7 separate regions of the Homo sapiens genome follow, and regions 2, 3, 4, 5, 6 and 7 are each linked to region 1. A link is a contact called in ENCODE Hi-C or POLR2A ChIA-PET data. All regions are on one chromosome and are shown on one strand. The core of a region is the stretch at or near the end of the contact, and the rest is flanking DNA. Distances in the headings are between cores, read along the strand shown. Region 1 holds the start of RPS6KA2 (ribosomal protein S6 kinase A2). Region 2 holds the start of CCR6 (C-C motif chemokine receptor 6). Region 3 has its middle 20 kb from the start of CCR6. Region 4 overlaps CEP43 (centrosomal protein 43). Region 5 overlaps LOC101929297 (a long non-coding RNA gene). Region 6 overlaps SFT2D1 (SFT2 domain containing 1). Region 7 holds the start of RPS6KA2-AS1 (RPS6KA2 antisense RNA 1).

What was found. A loop is a pair of places that touch in the nucleus more often than their neighbours do. ChIA-PET counts read pairs that join two places held with the same protein, here RNA polymerase II (POLR2A). Pooled maps may share reads with other maps.
Region 2: a loop to region 1 is called in a pooled map, with 5 times the contacts of the local background. The contact joins the promoter of CCR6 here to the promoter of RPS6KA2 in region 1. A Hi-C loop is called at or near these places in 1 of 37 single-sample maps with no recorded cell type and 4 of 50 pooled maps. POLR2A ChIA-PET finds 5 or more read pairs at or near these places in 1 of 52 experiments (activated T-cell).
Region 3: a pooled map shows a loop between it and region 1 (4-fold over the local background). The contact joins the enhancer-like site here to the promoter of RPS6KA2 in region 1. A Hi-C loop is called at or near these places in 1 of 168 maps with a recorded cell type or tissue (B cell), 2 of 37 single-sample maps with no recorded cell type and 6 of 50 pooled maps. POLR2A ChIA-PET finds 5 or more read pairs at or near these places in 1 of 52 experiments (activated B cell).
Region 4: a loop to region 1 is called in a pooled map, with 3 times the contacts of the local background. The contact joins the enhancer-like site here to the promoter of RPS6KA2 in region 1. A Hi-C loop is called at or near these places in 8 of 50 pooled maps. POLR2A ChIA-PET finds 5 or more read pairs at or near these places in 2 of 52 experiments (AG04450 and WTC11).
Region 5: a loop to region 1 is called in a pooled map, with 3 times the contacts of the local background. The contact joins the enhancer-like site here to the promoter of RPS6KA2 in region 1. A Hi-C loop is called at or near these places in 4 of 168 maps with a recorded cell type or tissue (CD14-positive monocyte, CD8-positive, alpha-beta T cell and naive thymus-derived CD4-positive, alpha-beta T cell), 1 of 37 single-sample maps with no recorded cell type and 12 of 50 pooled maps. POLR2A ChIA-PET finds 5 or more read pairs at or near these places in 2 of 52 experiments (HEK293 and WTC11).
Region 6: a pooled map shows a loop between it and region 1 (3-fold over the local background). The contact joins the enhancer-like site here to the promoter of RPS6KA2 in region 1. A Hi-C loop is called at or near these places in 1 of 168 maps with a recorded cell type or tissue (CD8-positive, alpha-beta T cell), 2 of 37 single-sample maps with no recorded cell type and 10 of 50 pooled maps. POLR2A ChIA-PET finds 5 or more read pairs at or near these places in 3 of 52 experiments (A673, CD8-positive, alpha-beta memory T cell and HEK293).
Region 7: a map with no recorded cell type shows a loop between it and region 1 (3-fold over the local background). The contact joins the promoter of RPS6KA2-AS1 here to the promoter of RPS6KA2 in region 1. A Hi-C loop is called at or near these places in 1 of 37 single-sample maps with no recorded cell type and 2 of 50 pooled maps. POLR2A ChIA-PET finds 5 or more read pairs at or near these places in 1 of 52 experiments (WTC11).

The regions. Positions count from the first base shown.
Region 1 is chr6:166,625,394-166,628,772 of GRCh38, forward strand. RPS6KA2 (ribosomal protein S6 kinase A2) reads right to left here and starts at 1,858. Exons shown (of 21, transcript NM_021135.6): 1 at 1,528-1,858. The coding sequence starts at 1,626. RefSeq lists silencers at 1,728-2,077, 2,138-2,307, 2,558-2,617.
Region 2 is chr6:167,121,194-167,124,572 of GRCh38, forward strand. CCR6 (C-C motif chemokine receptor 6) reads left to right here and starts at 1,903. Exons shown (of 3, transcript NM_031409.4): 1 at 1,903-2,030.
Region 3 is chr6:167,101,486-167,104,864 of GRCh38, forward strand. No RefSeq gene overlaps it. Among named protein-coding and RNA genes, the nearest start is that of CCR6, 20 kb to the right of the region's middle. Within about 2 kb of position 1,851, at least 3 of the 41 ENCODE cell types and tissues checked have a DNase peak (open chromatin) inside an H3K27ac peak, as active enhancers do; they include B cell, where a contact is called at or near this core.
Region 4 is chr6:167,039,689-167,043,067 of GRCh38, forward strand. It overlaps CEP43 (centrosomal protein 43), which reads left to right. Exons shown (of 13, transcript NM_007045.4): 13 at 216-3,379. The coding sequence ends at 290. Among named protein-coding and RNA genes, the nearest start is that of CEP43, 42 kb to the left of the region's middle. Within about 2 kb of position 1,728, at least 6 of the 41 ENCODE cell types and tissues checked have a DNase peak (open chromatin) inside an H3K27ac peak, as active enhancers do.
Region 5 is chr6:166,242,933-166,246,311 of GRCh38, forward strand. LOC101929297 (a long non-coding RNA gene) reads left to right here. Exons shown (of 5, transcript NR_125862.1): 2 at 1-996. Among named protein-coding and RNA genes, the nearest start is that of PRR18, 64 kb to the right of the region's middle. Within about 2 kb of position 1,904, at least 5 of the 41 ENCODE cell types and tissues checked have a DNase peak (open chromatin) inside an H3K27ac peak, as active enhancers do; they include CD8-positive, alpha-beta T cell, where a contact is called at or near this core.
Region 6 is chr6:166,324,121-166,327,499 of GRCh38, forward strand. SFT2D1 (SFT2 domain containing 1) reads right to left here. Exons shown (of 8, transcript NM_145169.3): 5 at 2,012-2,047; 6 at 417-475. Among named protein-coding and RNA genes, the nearest start is that of SFT2D1, 17 kb to the right of the region's middle. RefSeq lists an enhancer at 1,360-1,519. Within about 2 kb of position 1,775, at least 2 of the 41 ENCODE cell types and tissues checked have a DNase peak (open chromatin) inside an H3K27ac peak, as active enhancers do.
Region 7 is chr6:166,901,953-166,905,331 of GRCh38, forward strand. It overlaps RPS6KA2-AS1 (RPS6KA2 antisense RNA 1), which reads left to right and starts at 1,746. Exons shown (of 2, transcript NR_046644.1): 1 at 1,746-1,836; 2 at 2,348-3,117. RefSeq lists enhancers at 1-330, 1,501-2,182, 2,183-2,863.

The sequences.
Region 1 (3,379 bases), core at 608-3,107:
CTTGCAGAACCCTGTGACACCAGAGGCGTGTGTATCCAGAATCAGGCAGATTCCTGAACTCCCACTGGTCAGCCAGTGTCTAGTGCTGCTCTTCATAAACAATGCCTGGAGTGTGCTCACACGTGTACCTCTTCTTGGCAAAGACAGTAAATGGAAGGAGACAAGGAGTTGTCTAATAAACTTGGCATTGAGATGAAACAGGAAACAAAGACATGTATCCGGATAAAGATAAATACTGTTCTGAGTTTCTGATCTTGTCAACTTCAGATTTTTTAAGTGCCTGTGTCCCAGGAAAATGATTTGCCTCACTGGTGTGCTTCATTTCTTTCAATATTAGACTTAAAAGCAAGCCCTCCTCCAGTACTGGATTAACAGTTTTGTTTGAAAGATGTGTTTTACCCTCGGGAACCGGCCATACTGATCCTATCTAGTACTTCCAATTCTGATTTAGGGATGCCATAAGAGAAACTTTTTAAACAAGTAATTCTCTTCTACTTTTTTGTCTATTCCTCAGGTCTCTCAATGGTTACAGAACCCATGTCTGTGTCTAATATCATGGCAGCTGGGACAAAGAAAACCAAGATGAAACATTTGAGATTGTTCCAGCTGAAACAAACCAACCAAAACCCCACAGGTGCCAGCCTTGAGGCAAAGGCGGGACAGTGTCAGGCGAAATCTTTGGGTCCCAGCCTCAGTCTCCCCATCACCATGTCTTTTTCACTTAAACACGTTTCACTGTTTTGTCATCTATAGATTCAACAATGTGATTTGGACACTGGGAATAAGAGAATAAGATTTGATGGTTGAAATAAAACACACCACGAGAGAACCGTCCACAAGGAAACTCTAAGATGCCAAGATGCGGGACAGGTAGAAAGGACAGGGCTTTGGGAGTACTCTGGGTTTTCAGGACGAATCTGTATCAGCCTCGGCGCTGCGAGGATATTGCATCAGGCTCTTTACTCCTGAACGCCGTTTTAGACGCCTAAGCAGATTGTGCTGCTGCCTGTTCTTCCCCGTTCTGTGAATTCTACACTGACTTCAAGTGCACGAATGAGCTACAAGATAAGGTGGAACCTGCCGGCCGGGCACGGCAGACAGCACCTGATCAGCGCCTCGGAGGGCGGAGCTGGGGGGCTTCTCCACTCGGGACTTTGAGGGACCCCCGCGGAGCGCTCCGCGCCACTCGGCGGTCTAGCTGCAGAGAAAGCCCCTCCTCACCCGGGGCTCCCTGTGGCCCACAGGGGACCATCCCACACCCCGTGCAGCCAGCGGCGGAGAAACCAGCTGGAAATGCAGTGGGGGTGGAGTTGCCCCCGCGAGGACCCACGGACCGCCCAATTACTACGGAGTCCCAGCGATAACGTTTGGAGCCGTTTGGTTCGATTTTCGGAACCGGACCAGCTTTCCAGTAACTTGAACTCCCTGACGGGTCTCGGGGTCCACCCAGGGGTGGCGAGGCGGGCTCGGGCGACCACGGCCCGCTCAGTGCCCGGCACCTGCGCGCCCCGAGGGCGGCCGCATTACCTCGAGCCGGCTCAGGCTGGAGCTCTTGGAGCGCGACTTCCTGCGCAGGTACACAGAGAAGAACCTGCGCACGGCGAACTTCTTCATGCTCAGGTCCATCGCCCCGCGCCCAGCCCGGAGCAGCCGCAGGGCCGGGGGACGCGCATCCCCGGCATCCCAGGCGCGGGGCTCAGGTCCGCGGGCGGGCACGCGTGGCCAGGGAGCCCGGCACGGCGGCCATGGGCGCGGGGCGTGGGGCGCGAGCTGCGGTCACAAAGGGCAGGCCGCGCCGGCCACCGCGGCCGGGGCCACAATCGCTCCCTCCGCCTCCTTCTCCGCCTCCCCTGCGAGTACCAGCGCCGGCCACGCGCCACGCCTACACCACGCCCACCACCACTACCACCAATCAGCGCCCGCCGCTCCGCGCCCCGGCACGCACACCTCCTCCTCCTCCGCCCCGCCCCGCCACTACGGCCAATCAGCGCTCACCACCCCTCCCGTTCCCACCCACCACCAGCACTGCCAATGAGAGCCCACCGCCCCGCCCGGGAGAGCCCCGCCTCTGCCGATACCTCCAATCATCAGCGCCGCCCTGTGGTTCCAGGTGCCCATCCCTCCTCCTCTTTCTACTCCTTCCTACAAGAACCAGCTCCGTGCAGCCCCGCCCCCACGCGGTTCCGCCCACGGCCCCGCCCACAGCACTGCCCGCCAATCAGTGCCCGCAGCCGCCGCATACCTAATGAGCCTCGGCCCGGGACAGCTCCCGGCCCGGGCGAGTTGTGCAGCTGCTCCGGAGCCGCGCAGTCGCGGGCGTTCCTGTCACGCAACTTCGGCCCGGCTGCTCTTTCTTCCAGCTTGGGGCCGTCATTATGTTTTCCTTCCTTAAAACATCCCTATGCACACTTTGTCATCATGTTTTTCTCTGCCGAACCAAACTTTAATTGTTGATCAGCAAACGCAGCCAAAACCTCAGCGGCACAGCGAGCGAGGGACCGCCGCCTGCCAGCGGGCCCTGCAGCTCGGCCAGGAGCCGCCCTCCGCGGAACCGGCGCCTTCCCTCCGCCGGAGCGGACAAAGGCGCCCGAGGGCGGGGGCTCAGGCAGCCCTCGGGGCGCCTCCCTCCCGCGGCTGCAGAACAAAGACGCATCCGCCCTCCGCAGCCGGTCCCGCTCTAGGAAACGTCTACACAGATGGCTTATCAGGGCCCGCGCTGGGAATACCCGGGCGGGGTGACCTGGGTCTAGGGCAAGGCCCTCAGACCCGCTGCTGGCGGCAGCGCCGCTCGGGATCCGCCTTAAAGGGAAACACTTTTTTCTTTTTTTTCCTAGAAATGCTCACCAAGGGCTGCAGCAGGGCCGAGAATGCGGGCTCACGACCCCGTGCAGCCTGCTCTGTTTTCCTCTTGTGCACGTGTTGAGTTTGTATTTAAAAACAGGGAGAAACCGAGCCCATTGACATAGCACCATCACCACCTGCAAAGAGCAGAAACGAGTGCGGTGGTGAGTTGACAAGTCTTGCTTGCTCTTTTGCAGTGCGAACTGCAAAATCCTCGCGTTGTTTTGCTCCCTGGACTAGTCAGATGTTGCGTTAATACTTGTGTAGTCTATTTTGGCTAAGGTGGGTAGAGAGGTCAGAATGTCCTTAAATAAGAGCTTTAAAGTCATGCTGCATCCGGGCTGAGGTGAGGTCAGATAGGCTCTCTGGGTTTCCTGGAGACCCGCGTTGAGCGGTGCTGCTCCGGAGTGGAAGCCGGGAGTTTAGCACCACGACTCTGGCGCTGCCCCTTCCTTGCTTGGTGAACTTGGGTGCCGTTGCACGTTGTTCCCACGACTCATCTCTAAGAGGAAAATACGAGTGAAACCTGTCTCACCTC
Region 2 (3,379 bases), core at 653-3,152, 500 kb after region 1:
AATCTCTTTGTTCTGCAAGGAAGGGGGTGTCATTGGGCCTCCTGGGTCCCTCAGCATCTGCGTGGCCACACAACGCGGTTTTGTTCAACACGTTACATTTCTGCTTAATTAATGTTCATTTTTGGTCCCCAGCAAAGTCCAATCTGTTTTTCGTTTTCTTTCTTTTCTTTCCAGGCAGGCATTGCCAGGGCTAATCATCTATAAAAGGGCTTACTTTCTTACCTTCACGCTAAGCAAGACCATCCAAGGGCAGTGTTAGAGGGCACCTGAGAACGCAGGAGGGGTGTGTTACCTGGTGGCCTGTTTCTTCCTCCTATGGGCAGCCCTTCTACAGGAAGCAGAAGCCTCAGGGGCGATGGTAGAAATGAGGAGGAGGGGATGGAGCTGAGGTAGCAGGGGAGGGGTCGTAAGAGCAGAGGGGAGGGTCTTGCTTTGTTCGCCATCCAATAATCAGCAGGTTTCGGGTTGGGGTGAACTACTGGGGAGGAGCGCCCCAGGGCTTCTCTCAGATGGAGGAGGGACAGGTCACCCAGAGTGAAGGAAGTTGTGAGCTCTGTTAGAGGAAAACAGCCAGGACTTAGTCAGGAGAGGCTTTGTTTGGAAGGATTGTTGTAAGGCAGGGAGAGGAATGATGGCAGCAAGAGGACCCCGTGACCATAGGTCTGCAAGCACTTCAAACAGAAAAGGCCCTTCTTTTATCCAGTAAGGGGGAGCCACTGGGGCCAGCAGAGTCTTTGGAGGGGACCCTGGACAAACCCGGGAAAATGGCCAGTGGGGTTGAGCAGGACACAGGTCCTGCTGTGTCTAGCTGGTTCCCCAGAGAGATGATAAGGGGTGCGCTCCAGCTTCTCAGGCTCACTCAGGCGTGAGGACGTGGAGCTCAGGGCTCTGCAGGAAGGAGCGACCCAGGTGAGGTGTGGTCAAGATAGAGCAGAGCTGGGCAGCGGGCAGTGGAGCCTCGTGGGCAGCCTGGGGGTGGGGAGGCACAGTGCACTGGGAAGTGGAGAAAGTGTGAGTCCATCAGGCTGGCTGAGAATTGATCACGAACCTATTGTCTGTAAAACTTTTGTTATTTCCTGAGACGTGGTTCACAGCAACCCAGGTGCGAACAGCCTTGTGATTCTAGGGTTCTTTTCTATTTTTTAAGCACTTGCATCTACAAATAAATTTCTGAGTGACTTGTCGTCAGCTGCTTTCCTTGATATGTCTAAAGACAGGGCAGTGACCCGCATCGTCACCCAGAGATTCTGTCTCTGTGCCACATGAAGATTAGGTGCCCGCTTTTGATTGAGGAGCTCCTCTGTTGCTCTCAAAGTATCTTGTAATAATAGCTGAGATGCATGGAGAACCACCTCTCCTTCAGGCGCTGCTCCTCGGCTTCCGTGGACGGGCATGGCTATTTCTCGGAACCCTCTGAGGTTAGAGCTGTCATGGTCTTTCTTCTGAAAGAGGAAACCGAGGCTTGCTGGGGCTCAGTGGCCCTTCTGTGGCTGCACAGCTTTCGGGGTGGGGCCAGGACTGACTGACTCCACACAAAAGTGCTCCCGGCCCATGTCTTTAACTCACACGGCCTCTTGCAAACGTTCCCAAATCTTCCCAGTCGGCTTGCAGAGACTCCTTGCTCCCAGGAGATAACCAGGTAAAGGAGTATGAAAGTTTGGGTACAAACTCATTGCTGCAAATTGAAAACCATGCAAAGGCTGTCTTCCTCTGGGGAGTTCAATGCCTCTCTTTTTCTTATCACTTTACCATTGGTTGGACTTTGATTCCAGGGATCCTACGATTACTCAATACCCTACAGGATATACATGGTTAACCATTTGCATTTGGGCAAATAGGCGTTACTTTTCAATAGGAAGTGGCAATCCAGAACTTGCTTTTGGGCAATTCTAGTAGCTCACCGCTTTTTTCTTAATGACTGCTAGAAGCTGCATCTTATTGACAGATGGTCATCACATTGGTGAGCTGGAGTCATCAGATTGTGGGGCCCGGAGTGAGGCTGAAGGGAGTGGATCAGAGCACTGCCTGAGGTGAGCATGCCAAGGCCCCTGAGACTTTTCTTTCAAAAATGTAACTTCTTTGATCCCCTAGTCTGACAGGAATGGGACTGTTTTACTCATTAATCTTCCAGAATGCTGGCATATTGACCATGTTTATGCTTAACGACACAGACTTCCTTTCCTGAAAGCATTGACTTTATGGTTTTAGGAAGCCCACTTTTCCTCTAAGTGTATAGTAAGGGATTTCATACTCGCTCCCTGCACTGGAGCTTCGGTGATGGTCTGGGTACTTGCTCCTCATACAGGAGATATCCTCAGGGCATCAGTCTGGAGAGGAATGTGATTCTTTATTTGATCAAATACACTGAAAGATTTTGGAAAACAAAAAAATTAAGCTAAGAAATATTTTGGAGGCAGTAAGTCATTTATGCAATGAAGGCTGATGAGTGGGCATCCCGGACAGCCTAAGATTGAGCAGGAAGGAGCTTGTGAGGGGGAGTTAAGAGAAATTGACAAGGTGGAAATTTCAACAAGTCTCAGTTGCAAAGCTCTCATGAGGGCTGCCAATGCCACTGTGATTATGAAGGCAGTATCTTATGACCAGAAAATAATACACAATGATATTAAAGGGAGCCAGGCTAGGTGCAGTGGCTCATACCTGTAATCTCAGCACTTTGGGAGACCAAGCTGGGTGTATCAGCTGAGGTCAGGAGTTCGAGACCAGCCTGGCCAACATGGTAAAATCCCGTCTCTACTAAAAATACAAAAATTAGCCAGGCATTGTGGCATGTGCCTGTAATCCCAGCTACTTGGGAGGCTGAGGCAGGAGAATCACTGGAACTTGGGAGGCGGAGGTTGCAGTGAGCCGAGATCACGCTACTGCACTCCAGCCGGAGATCAGCTCCAAAGTCCACTTAGCAGCAGGACATAGATATTGTAGAGATCAGCTTTATAAAGAAAAACAAAAATGCAAGGCCATAACTAAAGCTATTCTTTAAATGGTTAAAGATGTAATTTCTGCAAATAAAACAGAAAACATAAAAGCAAACTTCCAAAGAAATTAAAGGAACTGAAAAAAAAAAAAAACCAACCCACAGAAGCTTAATAAACAAATCACCGGGGGAAAACAAAAAAAAAATCAAACCTCCTGGTCTCCTCCTTAGCCACTCTCATTCAAAAGCAGAAGGAAGCCAGCCTAGAGTTTCAGCTCCACTGATGCTTATCTAAAAAGGTATAAAATATGGTGGGCCCATGATTCAAATAAACTTAGAGAACATAAATGTATTGAACACCTACCATTACAGTATGCAAAACTCTGATATCAATAAGATGTTTTAAAATAAATATATTATTTAAGATCTTGTGGGAATTCTATGGCA
Region 3 (3,379 bases), core at 601-3,100, 480 kb after region 1:
GTGGAGCACCAACATACAGAAACAGGCAAAAACCACTGAAAAATTGGCTCTGAGCTCTGAGTGGCCCCTGTCTGAATGTCTTCATGCGACAGATGCTTAGAAATTTAATCCCAAGAAATAATAGGATTATATTTGGGAATGACAGTGACCATGTCCAGCTTAGTCAGAGTTTAAGTAAGGCTTCACTTTGGCACTCTTCCTCAGGAGAGTTGGAGGCAGGGATGGATGAAAGACTGAACCTTTTCATTCTAATAATTAAGACTTTGCTTTTGATTAATAAGAATGTCAATCCAAAGCATAATAATAGATACCAGCAGGTAATATTTCTAAATAATCAGATTTAAATATGCATTAAAGGAAGTAATTACCATGATGATTACCATGACTAAGGTTGATTGTTCATGTTCACACTGAATCTCCAGATTCCTCCATGTGGCGCATTCTCAAGTCTTTACAGTGCCAGTGTCAGTGATGATGGGCAGCTCTTATTTAAAAATAATTGAGTTCCATAGCACGGTTCCATTTGGCTATAGTAGGGAAGAATTGGACCCATTTTATTCCTTCAGAATAAATGAATGTTGGTACTAATACTGTTTTCTGCAGCAAACATGAAGAAAGTTTATTTCCAAGTGGCTGTTTTGCTCACTCTGCCAGCATCCCACCGGCATCTTTATAATGTGTATTTCAGTAAGCCAAAACAAAAGGCTTACCTGTAAAATATGTGTGTGTGTATTGAAAAAAATGTACATATTAGAACAATAAAAGCAGATGTTGATCCCAGGATGGAACAGGCAGTGTTTACAAGTTTCCTAAGTTCTGCCTTAGTTTGGGGTTTGCTGGCAGCAGCCCCTGCATTTGAGTGTGGGTGTGTTACCTGGGAGGCATCACCAGGGTCCTGGAAAGTGACGGTGAGGGTGGGAAAGGAGGGTCCCTGATGAAAGGGGCATGGCCCAGCAACGCTCCCGGGGGGATACCTGGGCTTGACTCCCCATGGGGATTCTGGCCAAGCCAGGGTAGAACATGTACCATAAACTTTCCCCACCCAAAGGGAGGGAGTGGGGTTATTTATACACCAAAGGCCCATCAGATATTAAGTGGGGGCTGCTCCTTTGTGAGGCATTCGTTCTCCAGCACTTCCAGGCCAGCAGGCCCTGGTTCCCCACTCAGTCCATCAGCATTCCATCCTGCTCTTTTTGTCCAATCCCCTCTCTACACAGCTGTCCATACTTTGTTGAACCTAAGCATAGACATAGACAACTTCCCCAGTACCCTTGGGTTTTCATTCTGGAGGCTCCTGTGTATACACATTAAATACATTTATCTTTCCTCCTGTTAATCAATCGGCCTCATGCCAGAGATTTCTCAGTGAAGCTTTAGGGGCCATGAAGTTGAGACTGGTGACCTGATGGGAGAGCGAAGGCAGCACTCTGTCGTCATCCACATCACTGCATATCTCAGCACCACATTCACATCTTCTGCCAACACTGACATGAAGATCAGCGCTGAGGGGGACAAGGAGTCACAAATGAGCAGTGTTTCCCCTAGAGGGTTGGAGGTGGTGGGAGGAGAGGGTTCCAGGGTGGGGGCTGCAGCCATCTGTGCAGGGGGTGCAGTACCTTGCTCTCTGGACTCGGTGATATTAGGGTGGCCTTGGAGTAGGTGAGTGGGTGCTGCTATCCACGTATGTCAGGAAGAGGACCTGAGCGTGTTTACTTTTTGTCATAATAAGTTGCTGAAACAACTGCCCCTCCTTCTCAGTCCTTTAGTCCATCCCTAAGGGAAGGAGTGAGGGCCCCCCACCATTTGCCAAACAGGAGCTTTGCTTGGACACTCAGGGCCGGTGCACCTGCACTCTGACTCCCAACAAGGAAGTGTGGGGTATCTGTAAGTTTCTGTGGTTGCAGATGAGTTTCTGTTTCCCTTGCCCTCAGCCAGCCTCTCGGGAGGTCAAGGTTCTTTACTAGGTGGAGAGCCAAACTTTCATTCTCCGGTTCTCTGAGTCCTGTCTGTGTGAGTGCTGTGGGCTGAATGTGTTCCCCAAAATTCATATGTTGAAGCCCTCACCCCCAAGGCTTGATGGTATTAGAAAGTGGGAAGTGCAGGAGGTGATTAGGTCATGGGGGCAGAGCCTCATGAATGGGATTGGGGCCTTAATAAAGGAGGCTCAAGAGAGTCGGCTCATCCCTTCCACCATGTGCGGACACAGGGAGAAGGTGCTATCTATAAACCAGGAAGTGGCCCTCACCAGACACCCAATCTGCAGCACCTTGATCTCAGACTTCCAGGCCCAGAACCGTGAAGGCTGAACTTCTGCTGTTCATAAAGCCACATGGTCAAAGGTACTTTGTTATAGCAGTCTGAACAGACGAATGCCGTAACAGTGTACCCCAGATTGGGCAGCTTAAGCAACAGACATTTATTGTCTCAGTTTTGAAGGCCAGGCCTCTGAGGTCCAGATGTCAGCAGGGCTGGTTCCTGCTGAGGCCACGAGGCAAGGATCTGTTCTAGGCCCCTCTCTTAGGCTTGCACCTTGCTGACTTCCCCAAATGTGCGTTTGTGTATCTGTATCCAAATTTTCTTCTCTTTCAAGGACACCAGTCATATTGGATATTAGGACTACACTCAATTTCTTTCAAGGACACCAGTCATATTGGATATTAGGACTACACTCAATTTCTTTCAAGGACACCAGTCATATTGGATATTAGGACTACACTCAATTTCTTTCAAGGACACCAGTCATATTGGATATTAGGACTACACTCATGACCTCATTTTAACCTGATCATCTGCAAAGACCCTATTTCCAAGTAAGGACACATGCACAGATACTGGGGGTCAGGACCTTGACATCTTTTGGGCGGGGGGCACATTCAGCCTATAATAATTCTGTTCTAATCATCCTCTAATCATCTTCCATTCACCTTTTCCATTGCACATGGCGGTGCCTCCAGGGATCTTCCCCACCAAAACGTCTGTCTACTTATATTGCTTCTGGCTCCACTTTGTAGAGAAACCCTATTTTCTCCATGGCAGCCAAGGGCAAGTCCCTCAGCCTGCAAAGTGACCCTCCATGGGGCCTTTGCAGAGCAGCATGGGCAGCCTCAGTGGGCACCACAGTGGCAGCCTCAGCTCCAGACTTGTTGGAAGCACGATGGTGTTCCAGGTGGAAGGACTCTGCCTTGGGAACTAAAGTCTTGGAGACCCCAGAGATTCAGGAATGGGATGCAGCAATTTTGAGGATGTTTTAGCAGATGTAATTTCATGAAGAATTACCCTCTTTTGGTTCCTGGAACCATGAATTCTAGCCATGGATATTGACTTGGAACATTTGTGTGTGATTCAGAGAGCATCGTAACATTTCAATGTGCTGTGCCCC
Region 4 (3,379 bases), core at 478-2,977, 410 kb after region 1:
ATAGTGGTTGTACTAGTTTACATTCCCACCAACAGTGTAAAAGTGTTCCCTTTTCACCACATCTTCACTGACATTTATATTATTTTTTGATTTTTTGATTATGGCCATTCTTGCAGGAGTAAGGTGGTATCTCATTGTGGCTTTGATTTTTTAAAATAACTTAAGACTACTCACATTCTGACACTTAATTATTTTCTTTCTTTTGAACAACAAAGCTTGATGACCTCACACAAGATCTGACTGTATCCCAGCTCAGTGATGTTGCGGATTATCTGGAAGATGTTGCATAGACACGAAGAAGGAAGTATTCTAATTAACAAGGACAGAGGACTGACCGGTTCCATTTTTTTTTTTTCCAGACAATCACTCAGCTGGAATGTCTGCTCTCTATTGGTGCCTTGCATTTCAAAAACACTGCAGATATTTTTTAAAAGTAATTTTCATTTTACTAAACAAAATACTTCCTATTTGAGCCCATGTGTGGAAGATTTAATATTCTTAATTTAACTGTACATTTCTTTATGGAAATTGATTATCTACACTCAGTTTCATTACAGGGAAGGAACCCATGAAAACATCAGTGTTAAGAGCATGATGAAAGGTGTCAATAAAGCCGTAGGATCGCGCAACCCTTTGTGTGTGTGGCTGCTGGTACGTGTGATCTTTGAAAACCTTGGCTTTAGCCCTCTGGAATCAGAGCTTACCCACCATAGTATATTTTGATATTAGGTGGTTCTACACATAGTTGGCAAAATGACTTGGTAAATTTGTAATGCTGAAGTATATTAGTATAAGTTAAATTTGATGTGTCAACTTTATTTTGTATTTCCTTCCATTTGGAAGGTTTGTTAGACCATTAAGGTTATATTAAAGTACTCTTGTGTGTGCTATTTAGTTTTGCTTGTTTTAAAGAAATCTAGAAGTGGTTATGAGTTTTAATTCATAGAATTGTCAATAACATAACATTTGCAATCGTCATTCCTCCTGTTATCCATGTAAGCAGCTTTAGTCGTAGGTTCTCTTCATTATAATTTATTATCTGTAAAGATTCCTTGAAACTTAAATGCATCTGAAACCATTAAGCAGTGCTTTTATTTCAGATCTGTAAGTTAATTGTATTAAAATCCAAATTGGAATGAAATAGTAGTAATGGCCTAAGACCATGTTCAGTTTGACAAGCTTTATATACTGTACATAATTTCATTGTAACCCTTAAAAATAGAGCCAATAATAGAATTTCCACAGTCTCATTTATACGGTTAAAGCATTATTGCTATTATGTAGGTCACGGATGTTTATAATACTAAAGTATTTTAAAATGTGCAAGTAGAAAAAACAGTAGAAAGTGATGCATGCATATTTATATATAAGTAAAGCAGGATTGTGCTGTTTTTGCACTTTATAATTTCAATTAAGTTGCGGCTTTTTACTACAAGTTAACTTTATTAGTAAAAGGAGCAAATTAGACCTAATTCATTGATCTCGGTTAAGTGAGCAGACTGCATGACTTGTGTAATGCCAGTTTCTCATTTCATATTAGCCTAAATATTACAGAAATTACTCCTTGGGCTCTAAAATGTAGAGGAAATGAAAATGTAAGGATTAAGGCTGTGTAACAGAATCTGGCTTTTTAAAATTTAAGTGAAACTAAGCTGTAAACATCAAGAGGAAGTAGGACATAAACTGGGCCGGTACAGCCTGGGAGCCCTGTGTATTTCTGCCCTCCGTCTGTGAGCTGCTATCTCAGTCTCCTTCAGCTCTTCATGTCTTAGTAAACAGCACCACGTGCAGATGTAATCTTGTTGCAGTCCCCCAGTGTGGTTGTTATAAAATGCATTTCTTTGTAAGTCATCTCTGTAAACAGTCACTTTCTAAAAGCACTATAGTTCTGGTCCCCTGGAATCTGGATCACATGTATGATTTATTTTTAATATTTGATAGGAACTAGGTTTCAGTGAAATGATTTGAAAGCATAGCAGGATGTGGCTTTTTAAATTTATGAAACTTTCGAACAGTAGCAACTGAAATTTGTCACTTTTCTGTTACGCAGAGAATCAGACCTTTTGATAATATTTGGGAGGGTAAAAGAAATATGCCAAATATGAAACTTTTTTGTCAGCACTACATACATCTTTTTTTTGCGGGGGGCGGGGGGGACAGAGTCTCACTGTGTCACTCAGACTGGAGTACAGTGATGCGATCTCGGCTCACTGCAACCTCCGCCTCCTGGGTTCAAGCGATTCTCCTGCTTCAGCCTCCTGAGTAGCTGGGATTACAGGTGCACACCACCACGCCCGGCTAATTTTTGTATTTTTAGTAGAGATGGGGTTTCACCATGTTGGTCAGGCTGGTCTTGAACTCCTGACCTCGTTCCTGCCTTAGCCTCCTAAAGTGCCGGGATTACAGGCGTGAACCACCGCACCTGGCCAGTACTACATCCATTTTATTGAATGATTTTGAATGACTTAAAGTTCAACTATGAAAAAGCTTTCTTTTCACATGTACTTTTTGATTAGGTATTATCAACTTATGAAACTTGAAGATGTGAAGTGACAGGTTTTGCATGTGATGAGTGTTTTCTGTTAAAAAATAAATATTGAAATATTAACCCATTAAATACATTTTTATGGTAACCTATGTTTTACAGTGGAGTTTTAAAAATGCTAGGTCTTTCTTTCATTTTATTGATAACTACAAATGAATAAAAAGCATTTATTCTCTTTGTTGATATTCGGTTGTGCTTTTATACTTTATGTTGGATAACAACCTGTGGGCAGTTGTGTAGATGCCATTAGTCCCTGCCTCATGCTTGCCCACAGCTCTTCCTCCCCTCCTTACTTCCCTCTCCTGCCCATGCACCAGAGCTGTGCCAGCCCACTGCTGCACAGCCTCTGCACCTGAGCTTGCCAAAGCCCTTCCTGTCTCAAGGTGTGATATTTGCCCCTCCTTGTCTGGAATGTCCTTCCCCTAGAACTGCATGAAGCTGGTTTATTTCAGTCTCATGTTCAAAGACGCTTCCAGACCTAAGGGAGATGTCCATTCTCCTCCCTGTCCCTGCCCCACCACTTGCATTTACCCCTTTTATTTTATTCATCTCAGCATACTCTGAAATGGTCTTGCTTATTTTGTGTGTGTGTGTGTGTGTGTGTGTTTAACTATGAGCTCGTGAGAACAGGGATTTTCTTTTAAACTGCTGTGTACCTGGCACAACATTTGTCCCCTAGTATGAGCTTGGCATCTTTGGGGCTGTAAACAGGCTTGAGCACTGACATGGGGCCTGGAGAATGTGGTTTCTGGCTAGGCAGCTGGAACAATCTACAAAATCTGAGGGGAAAGCTGTCCTTACCCTAAACCTGGGGAGGTCCCTAGGTTCAAGTCT
Region 5 (3,379 bases), core at 654-3,153, 380 kb before region 1:
GTCCAAGTGTCCTCCAAACATTAGCCACTGTTGTTATTAATAAAGGAATTTAAGACCGAAAAGACCTATGGAGGATTCAGGAGTCCAGGGGCCTGTATTACACAGAAGAGTTAAGAGGGTGATTCACACACCCGTGAAGATGAGTCTCCTCCCTCATCCTCCCCACACTGGGTCCATAAGAGGTGCTCCTGAGCAGTTTCACCTCATAACCCACAGGCTTAGATTTGGTGCTGAGGTAGCCAGGGTCAGCCCTAGTGCAGAGTAGAGCAGCTTAATTTCAGATGAATTTTTCAGTGGCCATTGCTCACTAGGTGCCTGGACAGGTCAAACCGTTTTCCACTTGTGAACAAGCATCTCAAAGCCAGTCCCCCCGCAGCTGACTGGCAGGTGTGCTCTGCCGTCTGCTTTTGGAAACAAGCCCTCAAGTGAATTATTTAAAGTCAGACAGCCTACTATTAGCAGACCTAAAGGAGGAACTCCTAGCAATTAATTAAATCCTGATATTTAACCCCCTGAGCTGAGCTAGTGCCTGTAGGGCAAAGGTGCTCAAACTTCAGGCTGCGTCGGAATAACCCTGAGAGCTTGTTAAAAAGCAGACTGCTGGGCCCCAACCCCGGAGTTTCTGGTTCAGTAGGTCTGGGGTGGGCCTGGAAATGTGCACTTCTAGCAAGTTTCAGGGGCTTCTGCTGACCCTGGATCAGTGTATCACACAGGACCGATAGATTATTGTCCCTGATTATGGTGAATAATATGGCCCAAAACACTTAAGAAACCTCCAATTTTCTCAAACTAGCACATCTGTGTACCTAATTATCCATGTGTCGTCTCTCTGTGTGTGAGGCCACGTGCTCTCCACGAAGACAGGTGAGTGGAGACCAAGACACAGAGGTGCTGCTATGACCGCAACTGCACCCACCTTGCAGAAAGCGCAAAGCTTCACTTTACAGCAAAAATACCAGCAATCTCCTCCCAGACTTTCAGAGCAGTTCCCAACAGGTAAGAGCAGGACCCTTCTGTCTGGGAAAGGCAGATCCATGCCTACACCTTATTTGGCAATACAGAAGTATCAATAAGATAATCATAAGTATTTAGAGAGTGATCAAAAGTGCCCTCCCAATATAGTTCAACAAAGAGCCCAAAATTTGACTTTGAAGGAGTCATTTCCACAGTGGACAGGTGTTTAGTTTTTTGTGCCCAACCAAATCTCGTGTTTCCGCTGGCAGTGCCACTGAAATGCATGCGTTTCTGGAAGGTGAAACGTGGCCACTCCTGTGGGACCCATGCTGCCCTGGCCAAGTTGCTCACAGTCCACGAAAGCCAAGCCGGCTTCCGCATCTCAAGGGCATTGGCTTCCGCAGCTCAAGGGCATTCTCTCCAGGACTTTTTGAAGTTCAAGTAATTCCGCAGATCCAAGGCTTATTGGTTAAATTTCATCCAGCACCTCATGACAGCGGCTGAAGTCACATTAACTTCAATCACATCAGTGACAGAAGCCACAGCCTTGTGCTGCTGCATGGTTTTAGACAGAAACCATGAAACTGCACCGGCAAAAAGTGTAAAACTATACGCACTGGGTCCGCAGATAGAGGTGTGAACCTCAGAGGGGCTGGCCCCGTTCCGCTCTTACTTTCTATTTTTCTTTCATTTTCTCCATTGTCATTTCTCCAAAGCAGGGCTGTCTACGCTTCATTGTCCTGCCTGTTGACAAATTGTTAAAGCAATTGCCTTACATTCATTTTAGATTTAATTTCCAGTGGCACTTTTCCTTTTCATGTTAAAGTCTTGCCTCATTTCAGTTTTATTTTTTCCTCACCTTTTTGTGAACAATCTCCTCCTTCAGTCAGCTCTGGACTAACAAGGTTGAACCAAAGATCTGTTTGCTTGGTGCAGGAAAACCACACGGGAGCCCTACAGCCTGCCCCGAGGCCGGCCCACATGAAAGCCCGGGGCTTCCTCACAGTTTGCTGTGAGCTGCACCAGCTCTCCTGGAGTGTGAAACCAATTTCCAAATTCACCTGAGGGTCCTTCTACAGAAAGGTTTTTGGTGAAAATATTTAGAATGTAGCAAAAAGCAATGATCAGAAGGGTATTTCAGATTTGAAAGTCACTTCATCTTCATTGTATTAATAAGTATTGATACTGGAATGGGTGGGCTCACAGTTACTGGTCACAAAGAAGAGCTTCTACGTGCCCCTGTATGATTTTGTGTTCTTCACTGTGTGGGAGGTGCAGCACATAGGCAGGTCTGAGCATTTTGGAGACAAACTAGGTTTGGAGACATCCACGCTGCTAACTGGATTCTCCTGGGCCAGAGTGTTACTGGATAGTCCTGTTTCCATTTCATCTGTGAAATGAGTTTGCTAAAAAATGGTAGGTATTTCACAGGCTTTGTGTGAGAACTGAGATAATCCGTGAGCAATTCTTGAAACAACATGATAAATACTTGGTGTTATTATTTTAGTCATCTGCCTTTAGCCGGGCTCAGTGTATCACACAGGACCTAGAGATTATTGTCCTAGCCCCTGCCTTGTTGCTTTGACACGAGGTAAGAACTACTTTCCTCCTTATTACACTGTTTTATGTAGGATACTTTGTCTTTTTCGTTTGTTCCCTACGGTTTTTTTCATAACAGTATTACAGATTGATCCCTGTAAAATAAGTCTTATTTAAATTTGGCTGTGGGCTTTTTAAATATAAAATCATGTGAACATCCCATAAAAACTATAACACTGAAAACTGTAGCATTACACATTAACAAGCACTTACACTCACATAGCGGCTTCTGGTTTAGGGACTCAGATAACATTCCAGTCATCTTCTGAATAGGGGGTTTTCTACGTAGTGTGCTTATTTCTCACATTGTGTGGTTTTATTTTTCTAGCTGCTTTTTCTCTCTAGATTATTACACATTCTGAATTGGAAGAAACATTACAGCCCTCCTAGGTGAACCTTCGTCACAAGACCAAAATCCTTTTATGGGGGGAGAGGAGGGAGCCTCCAGTTTAGGGTTACACACATCCAAGCTACCAGGGCTCAGCCTGGACCCAGGATACACCTTGAGTCCCTTTTTAAAACATCTCCCTAGTGCTGGGCACGGTGGCTCACGACTGTAATCCCAGCACTTTGGGAAGCCGAGGCAGGTGGATCACTTGAGGTCAGAAGTTCGAGACCAGCCTGCTCAACATGGTGAAACCTCGTCTCTACTAGAAATACAAAAATTAGCCAGGCGTGGTGGCGCACACCTGTAATCCCAACTACTGGGGAGGCTGAGGTGGGAGAATTGCTGGAACCCAGAAGGGGGAGGTTGCAGTGAGCCAAGATTGTGCCACTGCACTCCAGCCTGGGTGACAGAGTGAGACGCTGCCTCAAAAAAAATTTA
Region 6 (3,379 bases), core at 525-3,024, 300 kb before region 1:
GGGCCACAGAGTCAACATCAGGATAAATTCCACGTTGTATTTATCCAGCAATAGAGTGGAGAATGCAGGTAAACTCATCTTCCCTTGGACTCACCCTGTGATTTGGTCTCACTTTTATGTACTCACATGGCATCACCTACTTTTCTTATTATTTCTCTTTCTCACATTAGAAAAAAGCAGAACATATCACTATGTAACTCTACGAGCACAGCACCCCATACTTCTCCCGAACAGTACCACTGAGCCACGCTGTCAAGTGCAACAGGACTCATCGCAGACCTCCCCTCCTCTGACCCTGCAGGGCCTGTCTGGCTCCAAAACACCAGACGAAATGCTAGGGCTTCACAGGTCCCAAACAAAATGCTCGTCACGTCTCAGGCAATTTTAACACTTCACTAGGGTAAGGAAAGACTTACCAGGTCATTGACAAGAACTGCAATATGCAGAATAACACAGCCAGTCCCTTCTTATGCCACTAACAACAGCAAAAACAGAGCAATTATGAGTTTCAAAGTTTTAAAAACATCTTTCTCAATCAAACTTAATTCTTGTCTTTCAAAAATGTAGATGATGGCTTCATTTATCTTTATTAAATTTTAGTGTGATAAATTTAAGATACAGTTGATCTGAAACTTTAAAACCCAAAAAATACATTTCCTTTCTAAAACTATATCCATTAATTTAAATACTGCAAAATATATGACTTTAAATAAACGTTACTGAAACAATTGTGCATAGACTGAAAACATTAGACTTTTAAAGGTGGTTAGGTCTTTAAAGTCAATGTTAACTTATCTAGAATCGACATGTAAAATCCCACTGAGATCTGTATGCCCCATGTGAAATTTACTTATTTTACTCATTCCCATTTGCTCCTTGAGTGATATTTTGAAGGAAAATTGTATTTTATTGTGATCTTCTGGAATAATATAAACAGTTTCCATGGTTGTTTTAAAATATTTTCAGAATTCCTTGTCCATCAGTGCTTTTTTACTTATTTATCTTCAATCTACTGTTTATAAGTAAACAGGCAATTCCAAAACCAAAAATCAAGGTTCTATAGAGAGGTGCAAGTTAAGAATATTCTTTTATCATTAAGAAATGACACGTAAATCAATCTCATATAACTAAAGTCCTGTCCTTACATCATCAAAATAAAAAAAAAACTGGAATATTTCTGATAGCATTCTAAAATATCTACCCTTTCTTCTTTAAAATGGGACTTTTCTTGTTGATAGTTCAAGAACTGCTTCAAACCCATTTGGGAAATAGGTTGAGTACAATAGAAAAATATGATGTAGAATCAGGAGATCAAGAAGTAAACGGAATTGTAACAATGTGACTTCTTTAAAGGCTAATGAACAGCTGTTAACCTTCTCCACAGGGTAGGAGAATGATTTCAGTTCCTCTCTTTGTTGTTACTATCTGTGTTTTCTGGCCCTCTCTATTGGTTTTACACCTTGCTACTCGGCAGCACACTTGCCTCACCACTGCAGACTCACAGCGCACCCCTGCAGCAGCATGGTGGAGAGCACAGCCCCTGAGCCAGGGCCCTTCACCACACCGGGCACTGTCAGATTTGCCAACCAGGCCCACAAGCAGGTGAGCTCGGGCACACATGTGTGTTTATTAATGACCTCTACGCTGTAGACAGCAGAATCTATGGCACATTTAGCCACCAGCTGGGTAGGTGAGCATGTGTGCACATGTGTGTTTACTGACTACCTCTATGCTGCAGACAGTAGAATCTATGGCACATTTAGCCACCAGCTGGGTGGGTGAGCATGTGTGCACATGTGTGTTCACTGACTACCTCTATGCTGTAGACAGTAGAATCTATGGCATTTTTAGCAACTAGCTGGATGGTAACATGTCAAATTTTAGGAACACCTAATCTTTAGAGAGTTTTAAAAAAACAGATGAGCTATTTTAAGATAATGGTGTGATGACACGTCAGCTGGGGTGGGGGGCACACAGTTAACTGAAAGCCAGTAGGGCTGACATAACTTACCCAAAGAGCAGCACACAGGGTAAATATGAAACACAACTACAGGGGAAGAAAGAGTAGATTATAAGTTTGAGATCCTTTCAAAAGCCTAATAAAAATGCATAAACTATTCTGCATTCATTTACATAGGGAATATACTATAGAACAAAAATAAGAATACAGCTGAATAGTTTTACTTGTATTTTCTGTAAGTATTATTTTACTTTAAAGTCTATGACTGCAATATTCCTTGGCAAATTGGAAGCATCTAATAATTTAATCTGTTAAGTAAACTGAAAGATGATCATTCCACATCCCCATGAAAGCAAGCAGGCACAGGAGTGAATGCAAGAGGTGGGCAGTGTGGTGTTGGAAAGACCTAAAGAGATCCCAGCTCTGACGCCTGCTATCTGAGGGTCCTTGGTGAAGTCAGTGGACTCGTCTAAACCTGTTGTCTTCTCTTTAAAATGAGGAGAGTTCCTACCTACCTGCTTTAAAGGGCTGTTGTAATGAATAAGGTAGAGTGCATCCGTGATGGGCTTGAGCTAGAAGCTGGCATGTGGAAGGCTCTATGTGGCACAGCCTCTTCACCACCATTACTAGGCGTGATCTTACGTGGGCAGCAAATCAAACCACGCAAAGTGCTCCACCTTGGGAGACGTCTTATATGTTCAAACGTTCCCACGTTCTCTCAACATGTGTGTTTTTGTAAGGTACAGTATGTTACTAAAAAGTTTGAGGGGTAAGTGCCAGGATTTCTTAAATAAAACTAACTAAAATCTTAGTGGAATATAAACTACTTATATTCTAACAGTGAAATATACTTTGTTAGTAATCTGAAGTTAAATGTTTATATATATGTTGATACATATGCTATTATAGGAAATTCAAAATAATTGGAGATTATAAAAGTGGTAAGAAACTATGAAGTTGAATAAAGACATAATAAATAAAGCTAAAAATGAGTTTTTACTCTAGTGAGGAGATGGGAGAAGACTGCCAGGCAGATTAGAGTTAACAAACATTTCCTTATAAATTAACATAGGTTAGCTGTGTTTGGAAAGCTAATGTTAATAGTTATAATGGTAACATTTAAATTCTTTAAATATCATAAATGCTTGAAGGCAAAAGAAATCCACAAGAGACACAGACCAGGTGAGTTAGGAGGCAGAGGCAGGATGCAGAAGAGATTTGGGTCCCCCTCCTGCCCACAATACACAAAACGATGATCAGCTGAACACCCAGCACGTATGAGAATGGAAACAACCTTACTAGCCAAAGTGTAAGCTCTCATCTACCCGCCACCCAGGCTCAAGATAATAAGAGTGATGACCTGAGAGTTGTGGACAGAACCCACAATGTAATGGAAGGCACCTTTAAAGATACTGTTAC
Region 7 (3,379 bases), core at 496-2,995, 280 kb after region 1:
ACAGGGGAAATAACGCCGCGCGAACACACAGGGGGAAGAACGTCACAGGGACGCACAGTGGGGAAACGCCATGTGAACGCACAAAGAAAGAACGCCACGTGAACTCGCACACGCGGGGAGAACGCCGGGGAAACGCACACAGTAAAGAGAACGCAGTTTGAACGCACAGGGGAGAGAACGCCACGTGAACACACAGAAGGGAGAATGCAGTGCGAACACACAGAAGGGAGAACACCTGGTGAAGGCACAGAGGGGAGAACGCCGAGCGAACGCACAGGGTGGAGAATGCCATGTGAACGCACAAAGAAAGGAGAACCCCTGGTGAACGCACACAGGAGAAAGAATGCCGAGGAACGCACAGAGTAAAGAGACCGCCGTGGGAACACACAGGGGAGAGAACGCCACGTGAACACATGGGGAGAACGCCGCGGGAACACACAGAAGGGCGACCGCCTGGTGGATGCACAGAGGGGAGAACGCCAGGGGAACACACACAGGGGAGAACGCTGGGCGATCACACAGGGTGGAGAACGCCGGGTAAATACACACTGGGGAAAACGCTGTGCAATCGCATAGAGGGAAGAACGCCGGGTGAACACACAGGGTGCGTTCTTCCATCATGCGGCTGCGCCTGAGTCTCTGAGTCTACTCTGGCTTAGAAGGCTGCCTGATTCGCAAATTGTTTATTGCTCAATTACATGCTTTTAAATTTAATTCAGCTGAAGTGTTTCTTTTCTCACGGCCCACCCACTAGATGTGGCTCTGTCACTGGTGCTGGCCAGTGGGGCGTGGAGGGACCGGTGTCCTTCCCAGCACAGACACAAGGAAGCGGCTGTGCCTTCTCCACACTCTTCTCCCTGACTCTTGGCTACAGCTGTAAACCCAGGGTTAGATTCAGGGGCCTGTGACCTCCAATGGGAAAACAACTGCATTATTTGTACCTCATATTTAGTATTTCCATCAATTATGAGTGTAGGCAAAAAAGCACAGTAGCTTCAGCAGGACTGGTGTTTTGCTGGCAGTACAAAACATTTTCATATCCTATTCCTTGCTGTCTTGTGTTTTCTTTAATGTGTTAAAAAATCTTATTCTGAGACCATCAGGCCACTGGAAGGGGTTCATGGCACAAAAAAAGATGCAGCCCAGCAATAAGGTGAAAGAGAGATGACGGAGCCACTGGACACAAGAAGCCTTGCACCCTGAGTCACCCCGTGGAGCACTGACGAGCCTCGGCTCCTGATTCATTATGCGGAGTGCTGCCTAGTACCAGGAGCAACAGCACTGGACAGGGACATGAGTAAGAAATAAAACTTCCAGAGCGTGAAGCTAGTGAAATGATGGGATGTGTTTATCACAGGGCTAGCATCATCCTAACCAGCATGGAGACATGCGGGGCTGTGAACGGGAGCCTAGAGCTGCAAATTAGACAAGCCTGGGCCAGGAGACCTTTTGCAGGCTGCAAAGCTGCTCTCTCCTTTGCCTCCTCTGTACCTCAAAGGACCTGGGGTGGTGAAGGGAGTTGTGGGCCGACCTGAGTCAGCCTGAACAGGCTGTTCCTTCAGCAGATTCCTCAAGCTCTGCCCCGGCCCCTTCCTCGGCCCACCCCAGCTTGCCCTCCAAGGGGTATTATCACTGTGACCCTCGTCTCCTCCTCCTGTTCAGGCTTTGCCTTGGCAGCGCAGCAGTGCCCCTCTGCAAAGGGGTCTCGCATGCTGTTCAGCAGCTCTCTTCCCGCCACAGCGATGGGCAGCCGGATCCCAGCTGGAACTCCGCCACATCCCAGGAATGTGAATACCAGTGGAATCCGGATAGGACGGTGTGACCCAGGCACAGTGGGTGAGAACCGGAGCTTGGCTAGCAGGCAGGGGTTCAGCTGCTTCCTGACCTGTGCCCTGGCACCTCTGACCTGGCCGGAGCTTCTCAGGCAGTGACCACTGCTGAAACTTTGAGACCCCAACATGTGTGGGAGCATTTCTAAGCCTTCCTTGCATGGACACACTCCTCCCTAACGCTGTCCCATTTTCCAGACAGGGTCTCACCCACCCCGCACTGCTGCCCCCAGTGCTTTGATTCAGCCCCTCAGCTGTGAATGGAGTTGGTTCCTCATATGAGATCTCAATAAGACTATGGTGGGAGTCGGCGTAGAGCAGGGAAAGCCTGGACTTTCTGCCAGAAGGTCGGGGTGGGGCAGTGCAGGCCACGGCACCTCCCGGCTCTGTGCACAGGGTGGGCCACCCCAACCCGGCTCCTCACACTTCACGGCATGCAGCAGCCTCCTGGGCCCTGGGAACATGCAGACTCTGAGCAGCAAGACTGCGCAGGACCCGACATTTGCATTTCTAAACAGCTCCCAGGGGACGCCAATGCTGCGGGCTGAGGCCCACGCTGGAGGAACACCGGCCAGTGGGCAGCTTTGGGTGAACTTCAGAGTGGGTGGAAGCGCAGCTGCCCCGCCTGCCCCCACGGCTGCTGCGCGATCAGGAAACACAGCACACTCCTAAGTGAGTCGTCACCATGGTGACTTTTGGATTCCCACTGCCAGTTCCTGTGGAGTCAGAGAGATCTTAGCTCAGAAGTGCTGACAGCAGGGGCTGGCTGGCCACTGGCCACATGGGAAGAGGAGAAAGGCAGCAGGAGCCACCGTGAGGCAAATGAGCTACAAGACGCCGCTCCGTCTGATTTCCCGCCACAGCTCCCAACACAGGTGAAATGGCTCAGAACAGCTCAGCATGTCCTACTGAGGGGCAGGAAGGATGCTGAGAAAATCCCAGGCAGCGGTCTCAGCTGGGATGTAATTTGAGGGCGAAAAAGTTGTGTTGCTTGCGGTTTCTTCCTTGCTCCTTGCAGGTTATATTTGAAATGAATGTCAGAGCCATGCGGCCGCTGCCAACTAATTCCCAGCTAAGAAGGTAAACACCAGCATCACCTGGGTCTTCTGGTCTACCTGATTCTGCAGCTCAGAGGGAACCATGCAGCTGGCAAAAATGACAGCGAGGGCAGGACTATGACCCAATTAAAGGAATGTGAGTTAAAACATGGGGAGCCAAACACCCAAATTCCAGCCTGATCCTAACTGTATGTAGGCATTAAACCCTTATGCTGTCATTCCCACCACCGAGTAGAAAGTGTGGCACGTGGCTTTGTATCACTGTAAATATGATTCTATTTTACTGGCCTTCAGCCTCCCTCCTTTTGCTCACAGCCTTTACTGCAGCCAGCAGAGAGGGGCACTGCCTCCAGCACAGCCCAAGCGAGCTGGCTTTCCATGGAGGCTCGAAAGGGCTCCCTGTCTCCTGCACACTCACATGGCTTCTGCTGCTGGACACGCACATAAAAGCATGTTTGTGAAGCCTTGCATGGAATCCACAGCAGAGGTGCA